Linked DNA regions of Homo sapiens: all the other regions are linked to region 3. Evidence: chromatin contacts called from ENCODE Hi-C or POLR2A ChIA-PET data. All regions are on one chromosome and are shown on one strand. Each heading gives the region's core, a stretch centred on a gene start or an enhancer-like site at or near the end of the contact. The rest is flanking DNA. Distances are from core to core; before and after follow the strand shown.

Evidence for each region. Hi-C counts contacts between places; a loop is a spot of excess contacts on that map. ChIA-PET counts read pairs that join two places held with the same protein, here RNA polymerase II (POLR2A). Pooled maps may share reads with other maps.
Region 1: a map of CD4-positive, alpha-beta T cell shows a loop between it and region 3 (11-fold over the local background). The contact joins the promoter of BCAS1-AS1 here to the enhancer-like site in region 3. A Hi-C loop is called at or near these places in 38 of 168 maps with a recorded cell type or tissue (A673, B cell, CD14-positive monocyte and 27 more), 35 of 37 single-sample maps with no recorded cell type and 38 of 50 pooled maps. POLR2A ChIA-PET finds 5 or more read pairs at or near these places in 30 of 52 experiments (A673, AG04450, CD4-positive, alpha-beta T cell and 21 more).
Region 2: a map of OCI-LY7 shows a loop between it and region 3 (6-fold over the local background). The contact joins two enhancer-like sites. A Hi-C loop is called at or near these places in 35 of 168 maps with a recorded cell type or tissue (A673, B cell, CD14-positive monocyte and 26 more), 25 of 37 single-sample maps with no recorded cell type and 33 of 50 pooled maps. POLR2A ChIA-PET finds 5 or more read pairs at or near these places in 27 of 52 experiments (A549, AG04449, AG04450 and 23 more).

The regions. Positions count from the first base shown.
Region 1 is chr20:53,913,466-53,917,191 of GRCh38, reverse strand. It overlaps BCAS1-AS1 (BCAS1 antisense RNA 1), which reads right to left and starts at 1,703. Exons shown (of 5, transcript NR_199019.1): 1 at 1,626-1,703.
Region 2 is chr20:53,826,944-53,830,867 of GRCh38, reverse strand. No RefSeq gene overlaps it. Among named protein-coding and RNA genes, the nearest start is that of BCAS1-AS1, 87 kb to the left of the region's middle. RefSeq lists a cis regulatory region at 689-702 and enhancers at 624-768, 2,035-2,144. Within about 2 kb of position 2,148, at least 28 of the 41 ENCODE cell types and tissues checked have a DNase peak (open chromatin) inside an H3K27ac peak, as active enhancers do; they include B cell, CD14-positive monocyte, CD4-positive, alpha-beta T cell and 10 more, where a contact is called at or near this core.
Region 3 is chr20:53,867,526-53,871,291 of GRCh38, reverse strand. No RefSeq gene overlaps it. Among named protein-coding and RNA genes, the nearest start is that of BCAS1-AS1, 46 kb to the left of the region's middle. Within about 2 kb of position 1,356, at least 27 of the 41 ENCODE cell types and tissues checked have a DNase peak (open chromatin) inside an H3K27ac peak, as active enhancers do; they include B cell, CD14-positive monocyte, CD4-positive, alpha-beta T cell and 11 more, where a contact is called at or near this core.

The sequences.
Region 1 (3,726 bases), core at 454-2,953, 46 kb before region 3:
ACATTTTATAGGAAATGACACTGCTCTCTTGACTCTCCCTGGGAGAAGTTGTGTTTCTGGAAGCTCCTATAAGTCTCCAAGAAGTGTTGTGAATTTCTATCTCTGTGACTTTTGATTACTGAGTTTTTATTCATTCAATAAATTGTTTGGAGGGCCTCTCGCAACAAGCCTGTTCCTGGGGTCTTAGCTGCTGTCAATGGGGGTCACGGTGTGTTCCTGTGAATAGTAAGACCAGAGCTCTACCGTCTGATAGCCACTAGACATACGTGACTATTTAAATGTAAATTCAGAATAACAAAAATTAAATGAAGTTAAGAATTCATCCCCTCACAGTTGCGTAGCTGCATTTCAAGAGCCCAGTAGCCACATGTGGGTGGTGGTTACCATATAGGACAGGACAGTCCGGGCGCAGTGGCTCGCGCCTGTAATCCCGGCACTTTGGGAGGCTGAGGCAGGTGGATCACCTGAGGTCAGGAGTTTGAGACCATCCTGGCCAACACGGCGAAACCCTGTCTCTACTAAAAATACAAAAATTAGCCAGCCATGGTGGCGGGTGCCTGTAATCCCAGCTACTCGGGAGGTTGGGGTACGAGAATCGCTTGAACTTAAGAGTTGGAGGTTGCCGTGAGCCGAGATCGTGCCACTGCACTCCAGCCTGGGCAACAGAGAAAGGCTCTGTCTCAAAAATAAATAAATAAATAGATAGATAGATAGGACAGGACAGATGCAAAACATTCATATCATCCTAGAAAGCTCTCTGTGCAGTGCTGGACTAGGTAGTCAGATTTGCCTGGGACACTCTGGACTATACCTGCTGTGTCCGCATCATCATCCATAGCACTCTGTTTCACTCTCAAAAATGTCCTGGTATTTCAGCTACCCTTCTACCCGCTGAGCCACACTCTTTGCTAGGACTTCCCTGAAACCCAAACCCTTTGTCTTGATGAATAAGTTGGCAGTGTCCAGCAGTCTCCCCCACCCCATTCCCTCTCACCTATCAAAAGCAACAATTTTAGGAACAGGAAAAAAAAAAATCCAAGTGAAGAAGTTGTCATTTCTCCCCAATTAAATGATTTCCTTGTCAGCGGTTTCACTTTTGTTTTGTATTTCCCTTTGCCTAAAGCAGCTCTGATGGGCGCCCTTTGCCCTGAATCATGCCCACAGATCTCACAGGAAGGAGGCCGTCCCCGGCTTCTCCTGAGCCCTCCCGGCCACCCTCCCCTACTCCCAGCCTCCCCTTCCCGTCTTGCCCAGCAGAGGGCGTCTGAGTTTAATATTCTCAATAAAGAGCATGTACACAATCACTTGGGATTTTTTTTTTCTTTCTTCCAGTGATACTTTTTCTTTGTGAGCAGCAACTGAGGTGCCAGATAATATAGGTCACCTGAAGGACAAGCCGTCAGAATTGGAGATCAGAGCCGCTCAGGCCGGCCGCCAGCTCGTTAGGGAACCGCACACTCAGCTCCCACCCAGCTCGGGACGCCCAGCGGGAGCTTCCCTTGCAAACACCAGCAGACACCATTTTGCAGAACTCTTAAGAAACGCGGGTTAAATGTGTTAGGTACAACGCATGCAGCCAAGACGGGCATGGAGAGCGAGAGGGCTGGCCCGGGGGGGAAGCAAACCTCCTGATGATGGGATTGCTCTTGCTGGGGGCTTTGTAAACAGCCTTGCATCTCACACCTCTGCCAGGCAACAAAATGGTGGTGGCTAGAAAAAATAAATAAATAAATAAACAACGCGGGGGTGGGGGGAAGGTGGCACCAGGTAGGTACCAGAGATGGACTTTTCTACAATTTTCTTGGGCTGTCCGTTACCAACAGTTATTCTCTCTCTTTTTCTTTCTTCCTTTCCTTCTCTGTCTCTCTCTTTCTCCACCCCCCTCCCTCTCTCTCTCTCTTCCCCCTCCCTCCCTCTCTCTTATTCTCCTTGTTACATTCTCTGCAGTAATCTTCCCCCTCCTACTGAAGGGGGCGGAAGACCCAGCTGATTTGACTCCAGCTCCCCCTCCTCAGCCTTGCAAATTCCTTATTGAGCATAATTTCTGATTTGTTTCTATGTATCTTAAGGGGTGAGGTGCTGAGGCAAGTTAAGAGTTCGGGTTATCTTGTTTGCCTGTTTTGGTGCACTGAACATATTTACGAAATGAAAAAGCTCCTTTCTAAATGGGTGTTAACTGCTCTAAGATTCCCAGGAAACGTGTTGAAGGGACATCTAAATGGAAATTGTGCAGTATTACTCCATTGCACCTTTTAGGAAGAAAACAATTGTGGCTACTCTGTTGGGCTCTGGTGGCAGTGTAGTAGTGAGTGATTTGTGTGACTGCGGCACATTCATTTTCCTTTTCTATTATAATCTCACCTTCCTTAAGGAATAAATGAGACCATACAGTAAAGGGCTAAGCAAAGTTGCATGACACAGCTTCGGTAGCAGCTGTTACTGTTTTATTATGTCTTTGCTTCAAGCTCTCTCCCTGGGCCTGGAGCTTAGCTTCTGCACACAAATGCTTGATGGAGAGAGCTCTGTGTTATCTGAATCCAGAAATTCTACAGCAGAGGTTTGGCTCCACCTCACCATTGATTTCCTTTCGGTGATTTTGTAAGTCATCACTTTGTAATGCAATTTCTCTCTGTATGAAACAAACGAGTATTTTTTTTTACCACCCCTTCTGAGACTGTTGATAAAACACACTCGACAAACGTTTTACAGCACCCTTGTGAGGCACTAAGGAATGGGGAGAAATCTACACCTAACCACCACCACCACCAGGCATCCCAGTGTGCTCAGGGCAGCGCCAGTTTTTGCAGAAGTATTAATAGCCCCTCCTTTCACTCCCCCAAGCGTCTTCGATGGGATGGTTAGTTATAAGGTCACGCTACAGAAAACATAACACCAGGCCTGGAGAAGTTCAGAGTCAGGGTGAGAGAAAAGACTGGGAGGAGGAGGTGGGCACTGGAGACCAGATAACCAGAGAGATAACAGATAGATACATAGATAGACAGGTCATAGAGATACATAGATAAGATAGATGATAGATAAGACACATAGATGATTGATAGATGATAGATAGATAGATAGATAGATAGATAGATAGATAGATAGATAGATGATAGATACATACAATATATATAGATGAGTAGATAAAGATAGATAGGTACAGCCAGGCATGGTGGCTCATGCCTGTAATCCCAGCACTTTGGGGGGCCGAGGCAGGAGGATCACTTGAGTCCAGAGTTCAAGACCAGCCTGGGCAACATAACGGGACCCCGTCTCTATTAAATAAATTTTTAAAAAGATAGATAGGTAATAGATACATAGATGACAGACACATAGGTACATAATACATACATAGATGATAGATAGATGGAAAATAGGTAGAGGATGGATAGATAGATGGTAGATAGATACATACATACATATAAATGGGTAGATATAGATAAGTAATAGAAACATAAACAGGTAATAGACACATAGATACATAATACATATATATATATACATACATCAATAGAGAATAGATGGATAGGAAGATGGATGGATGGATGGATAGATAAATAGATACCTGGAGATTAAGAGAAGGAGAAATGAAGCTAAATGAAGCTTCATTTAGCTGAGAAACTGAATGACCGTGGGCAAATGTGTCATCTCTCTGAGTCACTGCTGCTTCATGGGGAAAGCAGGGACCATTGAGTCAGGCCTGCTTCCAGGGTGTGTAGCTGATGAAAT
Region 2 (3,924 bases), core at 899-3,398, 41 kb after region 3:
AGTGAGCCAAGATCACGCCACTCTGGCCAAAAAAAAAAAAAAAAAAAAAATGCAGATAAATCTTGATTCCTAGAGAAATTGCTTAGACTCTGTTTTTTCATTGTGTCACCAGCTAAAATAGTCAACGAATAATCATAGAGAAACTGAGGGGGTTAAAAAATGTGGAAATAGTTTGTACCTTCTTCTGTGATGGCCTGACAGGCTTACAAGCCAGGAATAATTATTTTTCTCTTGTAAACAGTCAGCAAATGTTCAGAGAACCATCTTATTTAGGCACAAGTAATAAAAATCTTACAAATAGATTTTTCCTTCCCTGTAGCTATTTGTAGCTACATTATCCGTTTTTATTTATTTCTGATAAAACAACACCCATGTCTGATGATGGAGGGGGGTGGGGAAACCATAAGCAGAACTTCATGTTCCTCAAGGGTCTAGCTTAATTCCAAACAATAATTGTGTTTCCTGTCTCAGCAGGATAAATGTACAGCACAGGAAATTCTGTATAGAGTGGGCAGAGGCACTTTTCAAATTTCCCATATGAAGAGTATGCTATTATTGGAGTAGGGTAATTTGAGCACCTCTCACAAGTATAGTATAAAAAGTTAAACCCAGATTAGAGAGTTCTGCCCAGGGGAAACGAAAGTAAACAAAAATTGAAGCAGTGAACTGTTGAAACTCTAAATGCCGTTGAACTTTGAGCATGAAGAAGCCCTCCAAACAGCCCGTGCACACAGTCAGAGAGCTGTTGTTAACTCAGATTCTATCATTTACAGGTGCCCCATGTTCATGACATGTTAATTAGGCTTGACAATAAACTCAGCATTTGTTTCATATTAGAACAATGAGATTTTATACATGACTCAAGGGCTATATTTAGTGAATTCAAATCCAATAAAATAAATTATTTCAATGCTTCTACATTCATATTTGGGAACCCTAAGTATACCACAGATCATATCATGCTGTTGACACCAAACCTCACGCACCAAAACCTTGAAATAGACCAGATAACCTAAACTGTGGGAATTAGGACTGTTCCTACCACTTAAGAAAGAGTTCTCCTGCGTTTGCTATATTTCCAGAACTTGGCTTTACATGAATCAAAGACATGAGATCTCTTCCCCCATTCTCCACTTACTCCCCAAATGAAAAGAAAATGAAAGAAAGGCCAAAGAGTATTTTCTTTATTTTCTAAAATTATTTCCAACTTTTCCTAGTGACTCTTAAAAATAGAAATGTGGCCAGTGGCTTACTGGTCGGATCCTGAGCCGATGATTCATTGCCATGAGACGTTATTTCGTGAGACATTCTCTAAGGGAATCCAGGGAAAGAATTCTGTCCTAGTCACTCACATATTATGCTTTTAAGAATGAGGTGTGGCCAGAGTTCTCAGAGATCCTTGAAGAGAAAATTATTTTCATTGTTTTTTCTGTTTGTTAGCACTTTAAAACTTAAAAACAGTTGGGATAATTCTACTCACTGTGTGGGGGACAGCATGGTGTGTTTGAAGACGTGCCCGGAAGAGCACAAAAAGTGACTCTTTCTCTCCCCCATACCACACACTCAAATATATGTCACCTCTCTATCTCACTCACGATTCACGCATCTGCAAAAGTTCACAGATAGCAAATTGGCTCTCCAATCAAAATAACAATGCCAGTAAAGAAACCTCAAAGGGTCCAGAAACAAACATTCAAACAACAGGGTCCTACGAAAATTTCATTAGAGAGGAAATAGGTCCTTAGAACAGAACAAAACTAAACAGAAACTCTGAAGGAAGATGAGAAAGAATACTATGAATGTGGTTAGCTAGAAAGCTATTCAACAGCTTCCTTGCTTCCCTAATATCCAGCTGCAGGAATATGCCAAGGGGAGAAAAAAAAATCTTTCTTAGTCCTACTAAACGTAGGAAAAGTGCTATTCTGACTCCAAAGCTGAGCTGTAGATGGCAGTGAGTGGGTGGGAAGGGAATGTGAGCCGTCCCTAACAACAACAGAAAGCCTTCTGCTAGTATCCGTTCCCAAACTATAAACACTCAGAGACTCCTCGCCAAGCACATAATAAAAATTTCACCTCCCCCCCCAACCATGGTTTCCTGTAGTTTGTACTATTCAAATGCAAATTGTGATGAATATCAGCGTGGACTCTCCAACTTAAAGAACTCTGATTTTTTTTTTCATAAGTATCCAAAGCTTCCCACTGAGAAGAAAGCATCATTTAGGAGATACTCAACTGGTTGAGAAATATATGTGCTTATTTTAGAATTGGCACAAGAATATGTAAAATGATCCACTGATAATGATCACCCTAAGGGATGTCACACCCAAACGCCTATTTTTGCAAACAGAAAAGGAACAAATACAGCATTCTTTACTGAAAACTCTAAAGGAGATCCTGCACCATAAATTACAGACCTAATCTAAGAGTCAAGCAATGTTTACTCTAAAAGGTGACATTCCGAAATTTTCCTACAATCGGATTAGATGGAAGAGCACATTGTCTTTCTTTCACTTGGGAAGTAAGCCCTACCATAATTCTCTTTTAAGGGATGAATCATAGAGCCCCCACATCTGACAATGGATTAAGTCATTTGTTTTGTTTCTGGGATATATTCTACCCTTCACTACAACTGGGATCTACAATTTGTTCTAACATTTTCTGGCAATTTCTGATTTGTTCAGACAAAGACCAGAAGCTTAAGTCCCACGGAATTAACTGGTTGGATTATTACCAAGGTGGAACAGAGCCAGAAGGTTGAGAACATACACATCGTGTGCTCTTGGGACATAATATCTGCCTTCGCAAGGATGGTATCATTTCTCAGCCTCTCACCCACCAGTTAGCTCAACGAACTGGAAATGTTTTTCTTTCCTTTCCCTTTTTTTTCCCTAATTTTTTAACAGCAGGAACAGAATAAACTGGTAATAAATCAGGCAAGCAATATTTTTTTTTTTGCTTCTTGGAACATACTAGAAAATAATAGTAACTTATTTGTTACAACACTTATATCTCTACATTAACCAACAAGCCAAAAAGAAGATGAAAGAAAAAATTAAGAAGAGACAAAGAGGGAGGAGGATGGGGAGGAAGAAAGAAGGAGGGAGGGAGGGACAGAGGGAAGGAGGGAGGGAGGGAAGAGGGAGGGAAGAAGAAAGGAAGGGAGGAAATTTTCTGATTCTAAAAAATCAGAAGTCACCAAAGTAGCTTTCATATTCAACTAATTGAAGAGTATGTTTAAATAATATTCCATTTGCCTAGTACTTCACAGTTTCACATACATCAGCAATTGGTTGCCTGATATCATTTATCATCTTTTATACTGGAGGAAACCAATGATTTCAAAGATTAAATAATTTAAGAATGATCATGTACCTAGTACAATATTGAGCCAAAATAAAACTTGGTATTTCAGTCTGCTATGGTTTGAGTGTTCGTCACCTCCAAAACTCTTGTTGAAACTTAATTGCCGATGTGGCAGTATTGAGGGGTTGGACCTTTAAGAGGTGATTAGGTCACAAGGGCTCTGTCCTCATGAATGAATTAATTCTTTCATGGATTAATGGGCTAATGGGTTGTTATGGGAGTGGAACTGGTGTCTTTATAAGAAGAGGAAGAGAGACCTGAGCTAGAATGCTCAGCCTTTGTGCCATGTGATCATGTGATGCCCTGTGCAGCCTTGCGGCTCTGCAGAGGCCCCATCAGCAAGAAGCCTCTCACCAGATGACTCTCCTCAACCAGCTTCTAGAACTGTAAGGAGTAAATTTTGTTTCTTATAAATCACCCAGTTTCAAGGATTGTGTTACAAGCAATGAATCAGACACAGTCTTAGTTAATAGTTAATAGTAATAGTTAATAGTTTTCATCATGACACTAGAGAGCTTTCATTTATTCTGGTTCTGCTACGATACTTACATTAATCTCACA
Region 3 (3,766 bases), core at 107-2,606:
ATGTGCCACCACGTCTGGCAAATTTTTGTATTTTTAGTAGAGACGGAGTTTCACCATGTTGGCCAGGCTGGTGATCTGCCTGCCTCAGCCTCCCAAAGTGCTGGGATTACAGGCATGAGCAGCCGCAGCCTAAACTCGTGTTTTTATTTGTTTGTTTGCTTGTTTAAGTGTCACTAGGGCTTCTCTGATCAGTAGGCTGAAAGGCCATTTTTTATATTTCTTCTTAAACTTTTCTCTACTGAAAACAAGACCTGTTATTTAAGATGGATAAATGATTAACTCTTGGAAATATAATTTGTCGTGTTAAGCCATTTAAACATTAAACATAATATTATTATACTTAAAAAGACAAAGGTCATTTACCAGAGTGTAAGAATTCATCAACCTACACCAAACTGTTACTAGCCTGCTCTTGCCTACAAAGTTTGCCCAGGCAATAATACTTTTATTCAATAGATATTTACTCAGTGCCTGCAGTATAACAGGCATCCTTCTGGGTATTGGTAGACAAAACAAAGCCCTCAGCGAGTCACAGCCTGGATTCTAGTTGGATAAGCTAGACAATAAATAAGTCAAACAAATATATAATAAGTGCTATGAAGAGTGACCAGGGGAGATGGAGGGTGCTTTTTGTTTATGATACAGAATACATTTAGGAGTTGCATTCACTACAAATAGAGCAGTCAGGAGACCTGTCCGAAGAGATAACATCTCAGCAGAGGCTTGCATGAAGGAAGGAAGGTGTGAGCCCTGCAAAGGAAAGACGGTTCCTGGCCAGAAGGACCTGAAAAGACCCTGAAACAGGAGAGCTCAAAACCAGTCAAGCAGAGTGCTGAGCTCAGGACTGTTTGTGATGCTATTCTGTCCACCTGTGCTATTGCTCAGGACAGCTCATAATTCAAAACTTATTTTTTAAAAAGTAAACATGAAACACTCATTACTAGTATTACCTTTATGATTATAGGACTTGGAATACTTGGTTCTGGGCATGGCTTCTCTTTTTTAGATATATAACAAAATAGTTGATGTAAACTACACCTACTAAAGGAGCAAAGATGTATCTTATATGCCAAAAAGAATTTAACTTTTTATAGCCATATTTATTTACAGTCACTACAATAATTTTTAATCTATTATCCTTACAAAACCTCATAAAATATACTTTTTAAACGATTGCTGTACATGCCTGTTTTCATTCATTGCAAATTAAGTAAATGTTACTTCAAGATCATAAGGAAAAATACTCAGAGACAAACAAAAAAGGACAGTGAGACACGTTGTTTTCAGCCTACTCTAAGGTGCCCACCAGTAGGAGGAGCACTATGGTAGGTGAGTAAAACCACACACTGTTTAAACAGCAAACACAAAAGCCCAGCCTTGGTTCAGTTCGCTCAACTTCCAACTGTGTGGCTTGGAACGCACCTTCCCACAGAGGCCCTCACCTGAAAATGAAGGGCTGGCTATTCTGTGATCTCTGGGTCCCTTGATGCATTATTTCCCTTTCCTTTTGTCTATTTTAAGTTCTACTCTATGAATTCTGACTAAAAGTACGATTTTGTAACCAGTTGTTTTCATTATAACTGGCTGAGCATTTAACTAACCTCTTCTTTTCTCAAGCAGGAGTCTGTGGGCAGATGGTTCTCAAGTAGTATTTCCCAACCAGAAGCCAACCCCCCACCTCCCCTTCTTGGAAACATTGGCAACGTTGACACTTTACTTTTTTTTTTTTTTTTTTTTTTTGAGACAAGTTCTCACTCAGTTGCCCAGGCTGAAGTGCAGTCGTGGCTCACTGCAGCCTCGACCTCCCCAGGTTCAGCTGATCCTCCCGCCTCAGACTCCTGAGTAACTGAGACCACAGGCACATACCACCACCCCCAGCTAATTTTTTTGTAGAGACGGAGTTTTGCCATATTGCTTAGGCTGCATACTTATATATAATATGTATACTATATTATATATAAAATTATATAGTGTATATCCTACATGTTATATATTATATATATTATATATCATATAATATATGATACATATATAGTATGTACTATATATCATATAATATATGATGCATATCATATAGTATATAGTATATAATATAAAATATAGTATATATCATACTATAATACTATATATTATAATATATATTATAATATAGTATGATATATATGATCTATACCATATATGCTATATTCTAGATATTTATATTTATGTATAATTATATTTGTATATAAATTTATACATTATATATAACATTTATTTTAGTTTTATATATAAAATATATATTATATATAAAATATATTATATATAATATATTATATAAAATATATAATATATAATATATTATATAAAATATATTATATATAATACATTATATATTGTATGTATTATATATACAATATATTATATGTTGTATGTATTATATATATTATGTTTTATATAATATATATTATATGCATTATATAATATATATTATATGCGTTATATATGATATATAATATATATAATATATTATTATATATATTATATATTATGATTATATATATTACATAATATATATTCTATAATATATATTATATATAAATAATAAATTATATATAATATATCATATGTAGTATATTGTATATAAAATATATAATATATTGTATATAAAATATATAATATATTGTATATAAAATATATAATATATTGTATATAAAATATATAATATATTGTATATAAAATATATAATATATTGTATATAAAATATATAATATATTGTATATAAAATATATAATATATTGTATATAAAATATATAATATATTGTATATAAAATATATAATATATTGTATATAAAATATATAATATATTGTATATAAAATATATAATATATTGTATATAAAATATATATGTGTATATATGTATTTTAGAGGCAATGTCTTCCTACATTACCCAGGCTTGACTAGAACTCCTGGGCTTAAAGGAACCTCCTGCCTCAGCCATCTGAGTAGCTGGGGCTACAGGTGAACCCACTGTGCCCAGCTCTCAATTTTCACATTTTTTATTTTCATGACTGTAGAGGGAACAGCTACTGTCACCAGATACTGGTGAGCACCCTACACTGCCCGGGACAGCCACCAACAATAAAGAATGTTCTAGTCGTAAATATTAGCGCCAAGGATGGGAATCTTGGATATAGAGAAATTGGGAAAAATGATGAGGGGGAAAGTGGGGGACCTTATTTACTGATGATGTCCATGGGGTATTTCCTAAGTAAGAAACAGCAGACAACTTTTGCCTCGTTTGATGGTGGTTCTCTTCTATTGACTGCTGTTTATTTTTTTCCGAAGACTTGGGTGTGTGACATAAGTAATCCCATGGTAGCCCAGGGCACAATGGGAGAAATGAAAAATGGAAGGCAGGTTCAAACATGCAGTGTGACTGCAAGAGTAACCTTCCTGTTCTAAGACTTGAAAAAGTTTTCAGATCCTTGGTGTATTTTATCAGCAGAACGTTCATCTGCATATGGCATTCAGAAGCAAACTAAACTTTTCTTTCCCCCCTGAGTCTTTTGTTTCCAAATCAATGGGAAACAAAGGATACCCCTGCTCCATTCAGGCAGTTTCAATGATTCTCAAATCAACGTGGGAGCAGTCGTTGGGCCATTTAAAATATACAGTGATAAAAAAAAAAGCATACTTATTAACCTTGTAAACATTCTATAAAAGTACAAGGGGAACCTTTATAAAGAATAGCCAAGTGTCCTTTTTATAGAATAGCCTTTTGTACTTT